Regions from separate parts of the Homo sapiens genome. Here regions 2, 3 and 4 are each linked to region 1. The links are chromatin contacts, found by Hi-C or POLR2A ChIA-PET in ENCODE. All regions are on one chromosome and are shown on one strand. Each heading gives the region's core, a stretch centred on a gene start or an enhancer-like site at or near the end of the contact. The rest is flanking DNA. Distances are from core to core; before and after follow the strand shown. Region 1 overlaps C12orf75 (chromosome 12 open reading frame 75). Region 2 holds the start of TMEM263 (transmembrane protein 263). Region 3 holds the start of TXNRD1-AS1 (TXNRD1 antisense RNA 1). Region 4 holds the start of HCFC2 (host cell factor C2).

Region 1 (3,332 bases), core at 113-2,612:
ACTGTATTTGTAATCTGTCCCTCCAGCAGCTACTTCAGCTCTCTGTGCTCCCCACCTCCTCACTTGTAAAATGAAACATCATTATTCTGTCCATCAGATTATCATGGGTATGGAAGGAGATAACGTACAGAAAATGCTGGAAATCAGTGTATGGTGCACAGTCCTCAGTAAAGATTAGCTACTACTGTAAGAATGATGATGATGAAGATGATCACCCTGCACAGTTATTATATTATCCCAATTTCACAGATAATTATACTAAGGACACAATGTAACACAGCTAGCAAATGGTGAAGGGGATTTTAAACACAAGTCCCTCTGCTTCCAAAATGCAGGCTTTTTCAATGCTACTTCAACCCCATCCTCTTCACCCTCAGAAGACAGCGTTACCTTCTACTACATGGATGAGAAAAGAGCCCATCAGATACCCTAAGGTCTGTATCTATGAGGAGCAGAGAGGGCTCAGCTGACATGGGTGCATTAGACATGGTAAATTTATAAAGGATCCCAAGAAACTCAACATAAAAGATTTATCATTTCTTTTTTCCAAACACAAAAACAAAAACAAATTGCCAATGGGTTTTATGTCATTTCATTCCAAAATATTTTTCCCTGTATTTGCTACCTTCCATAATAATAAAATAGCTTTACCAAGGAAAGAATCTCAGTAAGATTCACTTTACATGTTTTAAGTGAAAGAAGTATTTGAATTACATTGTTTACATTGAGTAGCTATGGTTTTTTATTTTCAACAGCAAACATTATATTTGAGTCAACTTATTTAATACTGTTTCTTATTTGAAACGTAGTCATAATATTCTTATAAATATTGCTTAAGCTTTAAATCAAGACTTCTTTAAGAACACGAAAATTGATCTACAAAAAAAAATGCTTTCAATTAAATTCCAATTGTTTCGGTTTGCCCACTTACAATTTCTCCCCTTTTTTTTGGTAACGGCATCCCAATTTTTCCGTGGGGAATCACCCCTCTTCTGCTCTTTGGCCATATGGTAAGGTGGGGCTGATGATACTGATTGGCTCCAGTGGTGAGCACATGACTGCAGCCTGGCCAATGAGCACCCCACATTCTCCTGGCCCACTGACTGATTCCGAGATAGGAACATGACCCCAACGGGCCAAGAGAGCCCAGCCCTAGGACTTTTGATCAAACTACAAGGAAAAAGAAGCTGCTTTTTTCCACAGGAATTAGGAAGCTGATAAGATATAAACTGGTCCTGTTTGTCACCACTTGAGGAAAGCTGCCTAAGAATGAAGACGAAAGCAGAGAAGAGAATTTCTTCCTGTTGTTTGATCACCTGGATCCAGCTGTGACTACAGCCAAGTCCCTGGAGCTTTTCCACTCCACATGCCAATAAATTCCTTTGTGTTTGTTTGTTTAGGCCAGTTTAAACTGGGCTTCTGCCATTTCCTACCAAAAATATCCCAACGCAGCCTATTTGTGCCAAATAGCTGAGAATCTGCCACACTAAAATAAGAACATGGTTGATGTTGGCAGGTTTGTGAAAGCGGCCGAATGTCATTACCTTGAATTCACTGTTTTGTTTGTTTTGTTCAGTGTGTTACTGCACTGTGATTTAATTTCAAAGAGACAGAAAGAGAGGGAAAAATAGGCTTGTTTTCTGATACACATGTAGGCTTTTTCTTATGGTGATTAAGTTTCTAGACATTGTCAACCATGCTTTCAAGTGTTGAAGGTTAACCTAGCTAGGTTTTGAGTTCTCTAGCCTGTCATAGGATTTACATGCATCGTTATTCTCTCCACCACCAGAGAGAAACCCCCTCCCCAAACCACCATCAGCTTTTCTTACTCGCCTGGTTCCTGTCTTTTAGCCTACAGCAATATCCATGCCTCCTCCATGCCAAAAAATAATTTTTAAAAAAAGACAAAAGGAAAAACAAACTTCAATACACAAAATCAACCATACTCACAACTGGGCAGAAACAACCAAAAAACACTTGAAGAAAAGTGTAAAATGTTCATAATGATTGTCTCTGGTGGTAGAATAATAACTGAATTTTTCTCTTAAAAAATACTTTCCTGTACTTTCCAAATTTCCTTGGTATTCTTTTTCTAATACAGTATATTCTGAAAATTTGCCTCCTCTTAAAGCCACCAACATCCCTCCATTCCTTACCGCCAAACAGCATAAAAACCAAAGACCCACATCACTCTCTCCACTTCCTTGCACCTGGCTCACTTCCACTTTGACTTGGTTATCATTCACCCTGCTCAACTGAAACTACAGTCCCCAGGGTGACCAATGTGGCCATCATGACACACGCAATGACTTCTCTTCCTCCTTCAGCCCCCCATGACCTCTTTGGACTATCAGCCATCGCTTCCCTTGGCTCAAGTTTGACTGCAGCATTATCCTCAGAGTTTCCTTTCCTTTCCTTCCCCGTTCAGTCATTAAACAAATCTTATTAATTACATTTTCTAATGCATCTTGTTTGTATCACCTCTTCTCCTTTCCCTCTGCTATCTGACCCTCTTGTAGCCTCACTTCCATTATTCCTCTGTGCCTGCACCCTCCCTCATCCCATGTGTCACACTGCTTTGGGAGTTACTGCCCTAAAACTCAAACATAATCATTTAATTCCTCCACCTTAAAATCTCTATCAGCCCTTGAATGCATAAAAAAAAACAAGCACGATTATTGGCCTTGCACCCAAGGCCCTTCACAAGCCAGCCCTGCCCATCAACCTCATCTTTCACTTCTGCCCAGACTGTACCACAGGCACAGGCTCCAGGGGACACCACCTGGCTGGCTGGTCCCAGACCTACTGTCCTCTGGCACTCCCATGCCTTTTTTCATGCTTGTCCTCTGCCATGGGTTGCCATTTTTCTCCTTTTCTGCATGAACTCTTGTTCATCCTTCAATTCCAAGACCAGCATTAAATTCTGAACACTGGAATAATTAGCACTTACCACACTGTATTTTGGTCCCTAGTAGACAGTGAACTACTTCAGGACAGATACATCATTTTATTTATTATTATATACTGACTTCTCACCTATAGAAAACAGCAAATAAATAAGAAAAACGAGTAGTAAAAATTGCAGACCTTTCCTAGAGAATTGATTTTTTAAATATATAGTATTTCTGGCTTCCAAAAATAACAACCATTTTCCCACAAAGACTTTCCTGTGGTCTGCATAATATTGTGTTTGCCCTATTCTAAGTTCTTTACTCTCAGTACTTATTCTACTATTTTGGCCAATCCTTCTGGTTTGGGAATCAGTCTGTTTAGATTTTAAAAAAAAATTTTAATGTGCATAATAAAAAAATTAAGTGTCATCTTAATTTCTT
Region 2 (3,192 bases), core at 642-3,141, 1.6 Mb before region 1:
AAAACTTGTAAGTGCCCACTTAGACGAGTAATAACTGACAGTGTCAAAATGGCAATTTTTAAGGGTTATCCTTAAATGAAACATTAAGCAGAATTACAATACTCTATTAAACCAGAGAACCAGTAAACCATCTTCACATTATTTCAACAGATATTTGCATTCCTACTATGTGTCAAACATTCTATTAGGCACTGAGGCATCCTTGTGAACAAGCATACAAAGGTCTTATTCTCAAGATGTTTATATATAATCCAGTGAGATATCTTCCGGAAATAGAAAAAGAGCAAATACCGAATAACTGAAACAAAGGTAAAGATTTTCCTGTAGTTAAAAAAAAAAAAATCAAACCCATGCACACACAAAGAAATCTGTATATTTGTCCAATGTAGCAACCGTTATAATTTCTAACGATGCTTTCTATAAATGGACAAATTTTTACTGAACTTGGTTTCTGGTACATCTGTTCTAACAAAGACTAAAGAAATGAAAGTGGAAAAAGCAAAACAGGATGCATATGGGTTTATCAAAGGCTACTTCTCCCTTTCTTTTTAAAAAGTTAAGCATGGGCGCGAGCGCGCACACACATACACACACACACACACACACACACACACACACACACACACACACACGGGCGCGCGCGTTTACCTGTTGGTGTTGTATCGATATTCCTGGGGAACCCCTGAGGGCACTCACACCAGCAGAAGTTTCAAAGGCTAAACAATAGCATACAGCAAATAATCACATATAGCAAATATTTTCATTTGGAATTAGCACAGTGTTCACAAGGACGCAAAAATCAAATTAAGAACCCTTCCCTTTTCTCTAGGTGTTTCTAAACCCTTCCGGGTGGCCCCTTCTCTCCCTACTGATCCCTTTAGGCACTAGCAAATCTTTTTTTTTTCTTTAGCAGTGAGTGACGTGGCAGGAGGCAGAAAATGACCCTGGAGGCGCCGTGGCTAGCACTGAGCTTGGCACCTCCTCCCTCCGCTCCACGTTGTACACCCAGCACTCCCCCCACTCCCGAAGGGCTCCAGAATTTCTATGTAAGAAGGGTTTAGGACAGGCGATCTGATTGGAAGTGGGAGCTGGGGGGTCGGTCTTGAAGCTGCGTGTGCAGAGCAGGCAGTTTTTATTTAGACTGGGAGGCAGTGACGGCACGGATGGGTGCTCCAGCCCTCCCTGTCACCCCTGGGCGCGGCCAGCACCCTCTCCATTCCCACTTTTACTTTAGGTTAGGCGTGGAGATACAGCCTTCCTACCCAGGAAGAGCTATGGGGGTGTCCACTGGGAAAAAGTCTTGTGTGCCTGAACCCAAAAGGGAGGTTTAGCAACAGGTCAGGAGTTGGCAGGGCGAGGAAGCCCGGTACCCAAGCCCCTCCGCTGCATCCCTCTCCCAGGCTGCTGATGCCCCTCACCTTCCTCCTCCGCCCCCAACCCCGAACCCCCAGATGCTAAGAAGTCAGGCGGAGGCTTTCCAGGGGTGCGCAAGCTCCAATCGCGGCGGGGCAGTCAGCGACGTATAAGGAGGAGTAGCCCCAGAAGCGAACCTCCATCCGCCCCCAACTTCGTCCCGCCCCTCCCCCTTTCCCGCTGGGGCCTCGCCAAGGCCCCGCTGGGCAGCCAGGCCGGGCACTGGGAGGTGAGGGGCAGGGGCGCCGACGGCAGAGGGCGACGGAGGAGGGCAGGAAGCCGGGACTGCGCCCCTGCCCTCGCATCCCGACTCACTCACCGCCGGGGTCGCGGCCAGCGCTAGGGCTGGGGCCGGGCGGAGTGAGCGGGCCGGCGCAGAGGAGAGCTGAGGCGGCCTGGGCGGCAGCGGCGGCCGGCACAACCCCGGGCAGTCGCGGCTCCAGAGGCGTCCTCTCAGGATGTGGAGCTGGAAGACTGTGGCGGCGGTGGTGGAGGCGGAGGCCTCTGGCTGCGGACGTGGCGCCCGACGCGACCCGCCCCCTCCGCCGCCTCCTCAGCTCCCGCCTCCTCCCGCGGCTCCAGTTCCGACGCGCACGCGCGCTCGTGCAGCCCGGGCCCCTCCCGCGCCCACCGGGCACACGCCCACCCGTTCTCGCAGGGTCCGGCCCTCCCAGCAGTCCCCAGCCGGCTGTGTCCCAATTGCGCACGCGCGACGCTCCGAGGCCCGCTCCCGCCCCTTCGCCCCCTGGACGCCTCCGTGGGAACCCCCGGCCGGCCTGCGCGCCCCTCCTCCGGGGGTCTCCCCGCCTTCTTCCCGCCACCATCCAATCAAATCGGGCGAGGGGCGCGAAGCCCGGGAGACGCGTAGGCCGCGGCCCCCAGGCCCGGTGTTTTGACGTCGGCGGTGCCCGCGTTCCGCGCCGAGTAACGGTCTTCGGAATTCAGAGCCTTCGCCTTAGGGAAGGTGGGACGGTCGCCAGTTTCTCCAGCACTTTCTTCGTCCAGGGACGTCAACCTCCCTTGCATGCTGTCCTCAGGGACTGACAGCGGGGCCTGCTCAGAAGTTCTCGTCGGGACTCTCTACAGGCCTTTGTGATTAAGTGCTAGGGGTGAGGAGAGACGTGGCTTATTTATGTGTTTTTCAGTTTGTTATGATTTTTTTTTTTTTAATTTTACTTCTCCCTGCCCTAGAATTGAGCTCCTTGAGAGTAAAAACCCGCCTGGGTCGCCATCACCCTAGGCTTGGTGCAGGGCCTGCCAGGCGCTCGAATTTGTTGAAGAGGTGGGTGTTCAGTATCGAAAGAGCCGCGGATTGTACATTAGAAAGCCTGGCTTTGCGCCGCGTCCTTGCCACTTGCTGACCAGGCCCCTCCACGTGGTCCCCGCCGGGGCAGCAGCTCTCCTCACCCGTCCAAAGGCACGGGGAGGCGCGTGGCGGCCCCGCCAGAGCTGAGCCCCCTGGGATGTGAGGCCGTCTCGCTCTGAGCTTCAGAGCAGGGTTGCAGGAGACACCTCAGAAGGTCGTTTTGAGGACGGGAGGAGATGAACTGCTCAAAGCCTGCTTAACTAGATAAATGGTATCGATTAACTTTTCTTTGACTCCCTTTCCACACCTATAAAATGAAGATGACGGGAAACTTGTCATACTTTTTTTGTGGTGGGTGGGAAAGGTCTTTATGAACTGTGAAGTCCTATGCAAACGTGAGATGTTTCCTTTCGCAATCTGATTAGCGAAGCAAAAACACGCGAGTCAAAAACATACACAGAAAGCAAAAAAAA
Region 3 (3,574 bases), core at 846-3,345, 1.1 Mb after region 1:
ATTGCTTCAGGCCAGCAGTTCAAGACTAGTGTGTACAACATAGCAAGACCTTGTCTCTACAAAAAAAATTATAAAAGTCAGCCAGGTGTGGTGGTACCTGCCTGTAGTCCTAGCTACTTGGAAAGCTGAGGTGGGAGGATCACTTGAGCCCAGGAGTTTGAGGCTGCAGTAAGCCATGATCATGCCACTGCTCTTCAGCCTGGATGACAGAGCAAAACTGTTCCCAAAAAGAAAGAAAAGGCTCTCATGATCCCATGTGCCCCAACCCTTGCAGTTACCACCACCCCATTTCATTGCTCTCCTTCACACACACACACAAAGCTTTTCTGAAAGAGTTCTTTGTACCTTGAAGAAGAATAAAGTAGGGTAGGGAAGTCAGGAAAGATCTCAGAATGTGATGCTTGAGCAGAGCCCACAGTGCTATGAGGGAACAGGCCATGAGAGTACCTAGGGAAGAAATCTTTCTAAGCAGAGGAAAGAGGAGGTACTTGTGAAAGCTGATCATAAAATTGGGTCATTCTTGTCATTCCCAATTAAATCAGAGCCAAGGGGCTAGGGGGAAAAGCACTCAGGGTACAAAACATTGCTCCAAGAATGTAATTCTCTGCAAGCCTGACTGCTGAAACTGCCTGTTGTAACCTGAGACCAGCTTTATCTATAAATGCTAAGAGAACTTGCTGAAACTCTAGGACTAATTTTGCCCACTGCCATCACTCACCAGAGCTTGCTAGCTCCCCAAACCCTAACTAGTCCCAAAGAACTTTCTTGAAGAGCAATATGTAACAGCTCTCCTGTTTCTAAAACCTCTAACCTTCTCTTTGTTCTTCAGACATACTGAAGACCACCCTGTCTGCATATATGCCCCAAATTGCTATTCTTTCTTTCCAAATAAAAAATTTTAATTTAGAGACTTGTCTCACATTTTTATTCTGGCTTCAACATACTAAAGCCCTAAGCTAGGAGTCTGCTTGACTTATCCAAGAATCCACAAAGTAACCAGTATGTCTAAAGCCTAATGAGTGAGAAAAAAAGTGGTAGGAAGTGAGGTCAGAGGAATAGCCAGGGGTCACATCCATCATCAGGCCATAGTCAGGATTTTGGATTTCATTTTAAATGTGGTAAGATGCCAGAGTGTGAAGAGAAGAGAAGGAAATGATTGTTGTATGATAAAATAATTGCTCAGTTGTGTGGAAAATAGGCTAAGGAGGGCAGGGACTTAAAAGTGGAGATATGGCCGGGCTCGGTGGCTCATGTCTGTAATCCCAGCACTTCAGGAGGCTGAGGCGGGCGGATCACGAGGTCAGGAGATTGAGATGAGCCTGGCTAACACAGTGAAACCCCATCTCTACTAAAAATACAAAAAATTAACCGGGCGTGGTAGCAGGCGCCTGTAGTCCCAGCTACTGGGGAGGCTGAGGCAGGAGAATGGCGTGAACCCGGGAGGCGGAGTTTGCAGTGAGCCGAGATCCCACCACTGCACTCCAGCCCGGGCGACACAGTGAGACTCCATCTCAAAAAGAAAAAAAAAAAAAAAAAAAGTGGAGATATGGAGATATACAGACCTGCTAGGAAGTTACTGTCCTGGTCCAAGCTAGAGATGATAAAGGCTGATTAGTGAGGTTAAAAAATACATTTGAAGGTAAAGCTAATTGCACAGATATATGTTGTACAGTTGTACAGATGGATGGAATAAGAGATGTAAGAGAAAGAGAATCAATGATAACGCTAGATTTCTGGCTTTAGCAATGGGGTAAATAATAGCACTCTTCAATGAAAAGCAGGAACACCCAGAGAGGAGGAAGAAAGATGGGAGGTGGGGGAAAACAATAGTTTGGGACAAATCCATAGTATGGGTTAACAGATCTATTATTATCCAAATGGAGAGGTTGACTAAGCAGTTGGATATGTAAGTATGGAGTTCAAGGGAGAAGTCAAGGCTAGAAATAAACATTTGGTGTCAAACATAAAAGATATTTAATACCATGTGTATTAGTCACAGCTCTTCAGAGAAACAGAACCAATAGGATACATGTATATATAGAGAGATTTTTTTCTTTTCTTTTTTTTAAAGAATTGACTCACACAGTTGTGAGGGCTGATAAGTCTGAAAACTCCAAGGCTGGCTGATAGGCTGGAAATTCAAGCAGGCATTGATGTGGCAATCTTGAGACTAACGGTGGTCTGGGTGCAGAATTGCTTCCTCTTTGGGAAACCTCCATCTTTTCTCTAAGGTCTTCAACTAATTGGATGAAGCCCATCCACATTATGGAGGGTCACTAGCTTTACTCAAAGCCTACTGATTTCATTGTAAGTCACATCTAAAAAATACCTTCACAGCAACATCTATGCTTTTATCTGCCAAACAACTGGGCACCGTATGCTAGCCAAGTTGACACATAAAATTAACTGTCACTCCATGGGACTAGATGAAATTACCCAGGAGTTAATGTATTTAGAGAAATAAAGATGGCCCAGGACAGAGCCCTGGCACGCTCAAACTGCAAAAGGGGAAAAGAACCCAGCAATGGAGCCTAAGAAGGAGCTGGCAGGAGGTAGGAGGAAAACCAAGACTGTGTGGTGTCTCAGAAGCCAATGAAGAAGTGCTCCAAAAAGGAAGATCAACTATTTCAAGCACTGCCAAGAAATCCTATAAGGTAAGGGCTGAGTCATGGAGGTCACTTATGAAAATGGTGGTAGGTAAGAAATCCTAATTAGAAGAAGTTCAGCAAGAAACAGAAAATAAGGAAATGGAGGGAGTAAGTATAGGCAACTCTTAAAGGGGTTTTGCTATAAAAACAAAACAAAACAAAACAACAATAGGAAAGGAGCTAAAGAGGGATGTAGGATAGAGGAATTTTTTTTTTTTTTTTTTTTTGAGACAGAGTCTCACTCTGTCACCCAGGCTGGAGTGCAGAGGCACGATCTCAGCTCATTGCAACCTCTGCCTCCTGGGTTCAAGCAATTCTCCTGCCTCAGCCTCTCGAGTAGCTGGGACTACAGGTGCATGCCACCACACCCAGCTAATTTTTGTATTTTCAGTAGAGAGAGGGTTTCACCATGTTGGCCAGGCTGGTCTTCAACTCCTGACTTCGTGATCCACCCTCCTCGGCCTCCCAAAGTGCTGGGATTACAGGGGTGAGCCACCGTGCCTGGCCAGACTTTTTGGTTTTTTTGGTTTGTCTAAGAAGGAAATTATTACAGCATGTTTTTATGCTAAAGGAATAATCCAGTAGAGGGAACTTTGGCAATTTCCAAAGAAGGAGCAAAAAGAGATAATTGCAGAACCAAAGTCTGTTGAATATACCCTTATTATGCAGTGTAGACTTTGAAGTCAAATCCAGGTTCTATTACTAACTGCAAAGCCAAGTTACTAAGCCTCTCTGCTTCTTCATCTTCTTTCTACAAGGCCCTTTGTGGTCCTTCCACCCCTTCATCTCACCCAAACTTCTCCTCAATCCCCATGATTCAGTCATTAGCTTGCTTTCAGTCCCTGTAATTACTGTCCTCCCTCCCACCACAGGGCTTTGCTAACTTCCAAGCATTGAGCAAATCTAGTTTGAACAGGTTTTCCTTG
Region 4 (3,724 bases), core at 929-3,428, 1.3 Mb after region 1:
AGCAATCTGTGTTTTCACAGGTTCTCCAGGCGCTCCTGTTGCAGGCTAAAGTTTCTACTGCATTAAGATACAAAAACCTAAATATATAACATGTACAACTGATGCTACGTAACAGATATCTTGATGTTATAAATGTTGCACTGGGTATGGGAAAAAGACTTGCCAGGAAACTTTGGGTTTTAAGTGAAGTGGAAACATTTTCTATAAAGCTATAAAATGTGAAGTTTACATTACTTGAATAATATTACTTGAATAATAGTTTACTTGAATAATACATTACTTGAATAATATTAAAATGTGTTAAACAATGTTAGTAATGTTGCAATCTTTTGAAAAATTATGAACAATATCATTATTAAAGCCTCAGAATGAAACAATATTAAATACACTTACTTGTAACTCATATAACTCATTGCTGTATCTTCCATATTCAACCATTCCCCCAAATACTAATATTCTGGTACCATCACAGACAAATCCATGGGCAGCACAGCCTGGAGGGATATCTCCTCTAACAGCTGGCAGAAACCACTGATTCGTAGCTAGTTGCCAAAATAAAATGAAAACCGATTATAACAAACAACGGTTATCATATACTATCAGCAAATATATATCATCAATATCAGTGGGTCTCAACTGGGGATGATTCTGCCCCCCAGAAGACATTTGGTAATGTCTGGTGACATTTTTAGTTGTCACAACTGGAGGGGGCTGTTACTGGCATCTAGTAGGTAGAGGCAGGGATGCTGCCAAACATCTTACAATGTACAGGGCAATACAGGGCAGCTTCCCCCAACCTCAACAAAGAATTACCTGGCCCAAAAGGTCGAGAGTGCTGCTGTTGAAAAACCCTGATCTGTATCATTTAATTCTTACAAAACGCCCTGCTGGGTGAGTATAAAAATCTCTATTTTACAACTGAAAATTGTGAGGCTTAAAAAGGTTTGGTAACTTTAGCGCTGATCCTGGGCAACCGGCAGAGCAAGATTCAAATCAGGTCTAATTTGTTCCAAAGCCAGGGATTTTACACTAAGACCAAAGTGTCAGTAACTTTTTACCTTCATATGCTGGGGCGCTGGGAGGAGGAGAGGGTGAAAAAAATAAAACTTCTCAGACTCCACTATTTTGTTAACCTTCAAATTATTCCTGTGATTAAGTTGTTTGATCAAAGAAAAGTTATCGGTCATGAAGTAGACCCAAAATTCCATCACTGTCTTTACACCAAACAGATTTCTTGTGACAGCCTGAGCATTTACAAGGGGAAAAAAAAATTAAATCCAGTTTCCTTTCTATTCCACAGAGGTCCTCAAAGATAGGGGCTCCCTGCCCAGGGGCACTTGTGATCTGCAGTGGTGCTCAAGTTATGACAGTCCTCTTTCCGAGGGCCAGTCCAGAAGGGCGTCCACACCGAGTATGCAGACACAAGGCCGCCTCACCACGTCCCCGCCGCTTTAGAGCGCGGCTCACGGAGGGGCTCTTGACCGTTACCTGCCAAACACCGGGTTGTATTTGAGGCGAGAGTGCCAGAAGGCCTCTCGTTTTCCCTCCTCACCCCCTAGATGGTCTTCCTCCTAAGGAAGGAAGGCAGGCAAAGACGGGAAAGGCCCTAAGGAACTTTGGTTTGGAGTGGGTTTTGTTTTTTGACAGAGGCGAGATTTCGGGGAGTGGCCCAGGCGGTTGGACATGGTCTTCTGTCGCCTGCGTCCGCCTGTCGGGCTGGGGTGGGGGCGTCCGGGATCCCCCGCCTGAAGGCCGGTGCGCCCCGCTCGGGGTCCGTTGCGCCCCAAGGGCCCCGGAGATCCTGAGCTGCGGTCCGGGACAGAGCTGCCGGACCCGGGCTGCCCGGCTGAGCCGCGCTCCCCGCCGCCCGCCCAAGGAAGCAGTGACCGGGCGGTGACAGCTGTCAGGGCCGCGGCCGCCGCCTCGCCTCCCCTCCCCCTCCGCAGCTCCAGCAGGCGGGGCCGACGAGCCGCCGCCGCGCCTACCCGTGTTGTAGACGTGCAGCTCATCCGCGATGCCCTCATTTCCCCCTCCAAAGATGATCATCAGCTCCCGGATGGCCACCGCTCGGTGTCCGTGCCGGGCGCGGGGGACCGGCCCCGTGAAGGAAGAAACTCGCCTCCAGTTGAGGAGGCTGGGAGCCGCCATCTTCCCAACCCCCGCCCCTCTGCCCACAATGCACCGCTCCCGCCTCAACCGGCTGCTCCCTGGGGAGGGCGGGGACCCGCCTCCAGCTGTGCTGGGGTCACGTGGCCGCGGGCGCCGGCGGCCAGGCTGGAGGCCCGCGGGCAGTGGAGAGACGCTGGGGAAGGGGGGTCCTGACAGGGGAGCCCCGCCCCCACCCCAGGCGACTTGGCCAGCGGCCACCCGGAGCAACGCACCTTAGGGTGGAAGGACGCTTCCCACTGACCACGTCTCCCATCCCCACCCAGAGCCTCCCGTTCGGTATTTTGGGAAGAAGCCACAGCATCTTCCTTTACGTCCACTTTAATTGAGCATCTAGGATGTGTGGGCGAGGCAGTCTCACAAGCAACGTGAGAGAAGCTCGGGTAGAGGTTCGAAGAGCTGGGAGCGCAGGGCGGGGACCTCGCACGGGAGGGTGCGGGCGGGAGCCTGCCTCGCGAGCCCGGGCCACGGCGGCTGCTCCCGACCGTGACTGGGACCCGGGCAGGGAAGGTCGCTACAAAGCCTGCCGGGCGAACCGAAGGCAGCTTTGTGCGGAGCCATGCCAGGAAGCTTGGGAACCGTGAGCCACAAGAGGTATTTTTGGTTTGTTTGGCTTAAGCAGAGGAGAGATGGTTTTCTAGGTTTCTGTTTCATTGCTAGCTAACAAGTGAGGGCTGTCCACAGCCTGGCATGCCCTAAGTGCCTCATGTGTATTAACTCATGTAATCCATCCAGCAATCCAGTGTGGTGGCTCCTGTTATCTCCCTTTCATGGACGGGGAAATGAGGCACAGTGCAGTAAGGTAATTTTCTGATGGACACAAAGGAGAGGTGTTGAAAAAAAAGACTGGGGCCAGGATTCCAACACAGGGCTTCTGATTCCAGAACCCCCAAGCCCTTATATCATATACCATACTGCCTCTGATAGCAGTCATATCCAACCATTATACCATACTGCCTCTGGTAGCAGTCATACGCAACTCTTTATTTTTATTTATTTATTTTAGATAGGGTCTGGCTCTGTTGCCGGAATGCAGTGGCGCGATCAGAGCTCACTGCAAGCTCGAGCTCCTGGGCTCCAGTGATCCTCCTGCCTTGGCCTCCCAAAGTGCTGGAACTACAGGCATGAGCCACCGCACCCAGCCAATGCAACACTTAATAAGGCCTAGCTGCCCTGTGATTTGGTCCTACACATAATCACACAAGTCCATTAGGAATAAAACTGCACTGCATATGGGATTCATGCCAAATGAGTAGATTTTAGCCACTCTTGCCACAGAGACACAAAAAGGGTTGGTGGTAACTATATGAGATGATGGATATGTTAATATGCTTCACTATAGTAACCTTGTGACTGCCTGTTTCAGCTGTCCCCAACCTTTTTGGCACTAGGGACCGGTTTCATGGAAGACAATTTTTCCACGGACTTGGCAGGGGAGTGGGTGGTATGGACTTGGCAAGGGGATGGGGGCTATGGTTTTGGCATGAAACTGTTCCACCTCAGATCATCAGGCATAAGATTCTCATAGGGAGTACACAATTTAGATCCCTCCTATGGG

The links. A loop is a pair of places that touch in the nucleus more often than their neighbours do. ChIA-PET counts read pairs that join two places held with the same protein, here RNA polymerase II (POLR2A). Pooled maps may share reads with other maps.
Region 2: a loop to region 1 is called in a pooled map, with 4 times the contacts of the local background. The contact joins the promoter of TMEM263 here to the enhancer-like site in region 1. A Hi-C loop is called at or near these places in 1 of 168 maps with a recorded cell type or tissue (GM11168), 1 of 37 single-sample maps with no recorded cell type and 2 of 50 pooled maps. POLR2A ChIA-PET finds 5 or more read pairs at or near these places in 1 of 52 experiments (OCI-LY7).
Region 3: a map with no recorded cell type shows a loop between it and region 1 (2.8-fold over the local background). The contact joins the promoter of TXNRD1-AS1 here to the enhancer-like site in region 1. A Hi-C loop is called at or near these places in 8 of 37 single-sample maps with no recorded cell type and 4 of 50 pooled maps. POLR2A ChIA-PET finds 5 or more read pairs at or near these places in 1 of 52 experiments (WTC11).
Region 4: a loop to region 1 is called in a pooled map, with 3 times the contacts of the local background. The contact joins the promoter of HCFC2 here to the enhancer-like site in region 1. A Hi-C loop is called at or near these places in 1 of 37 single-sample maps with no recorded cell type and 3 of 50 pooled maps. POLR2A ChIA-PET finds 5 or more read pairs at or near these places in 1 of 52 experiments (activated CD4-positive, alpha-beta T cell).

The regions. Positions count from the first base shown.
Region 1 is chr12:105,351,186-105,354,517 of GRCh38, reverse strand. The region is part of intron 2 of C12orf75 (chromosome 12 open reading frame 75); the gene reads right to left. Among named protein-coding and RNA genes, the nearest start is that of C12orf75, 22 kb to the right of the region's middle. Within about 2 kb of position 1,362, at least 10 of the 41 ENCODE cell types and tissues checked have a DNase peak (open chromatin) inside an H3K27ac peak, as active enhancers do; they include OCI-LY7, where a contact is called at or near this core.
Region 2 is chr12:106,954,606-106,957,797 of GRCh38, reverse strand. It overlaps TMEM263 (transmembrane protein 263), which reads right to left and starts at 1,891. Exons shown (of 4, transcript NM_152261.4): 1 at 1,733-1,891; 2 at 649-716. It overlaps TMEM263-DT (TMEM263 divergent transcript), which reads left to right and starts at 2,303. Exons shown (of 1, transcript NR_185933.1): 1 at 2,303-3,192. RefSeq lists enhancers at 944-1,003, 1,933-2,227 and a silencer at 1,504-2,263.
Region 3 is chr12:104,279,364-104,282,937 of GRCh38, reverse strand. It overlaps TXNRD1-AS1 (TXNRD1 antisense RNA 1), which reads left to right and starts at 2,095. Exons shown (of 2, transcript XR_007063431.1): 1 at 2,095-2,654. The region is part of intron 3 of TXNRD1 (thioredoxin reductase 1); the gene reads right to left. RefSeq lists a silencer at 573-867.
Region 4 is chr12:104,062,985-104,066,708 of GRCh38, reverse strand. HCFC2 (host cell factor C2) reads right to left here and starts at 2,178. Exons shown (of 15, transcript NM_013320.3): 1 at 1,986-2,178; 2 at 394-542. The coding sequence starts at 2,148. It also overlaps a transcript of GLT8D2 not described here. RefSeq lists silencers at 1,802-1,941, 2,162-2,331, 2,313-2,482, 2,492-2,651.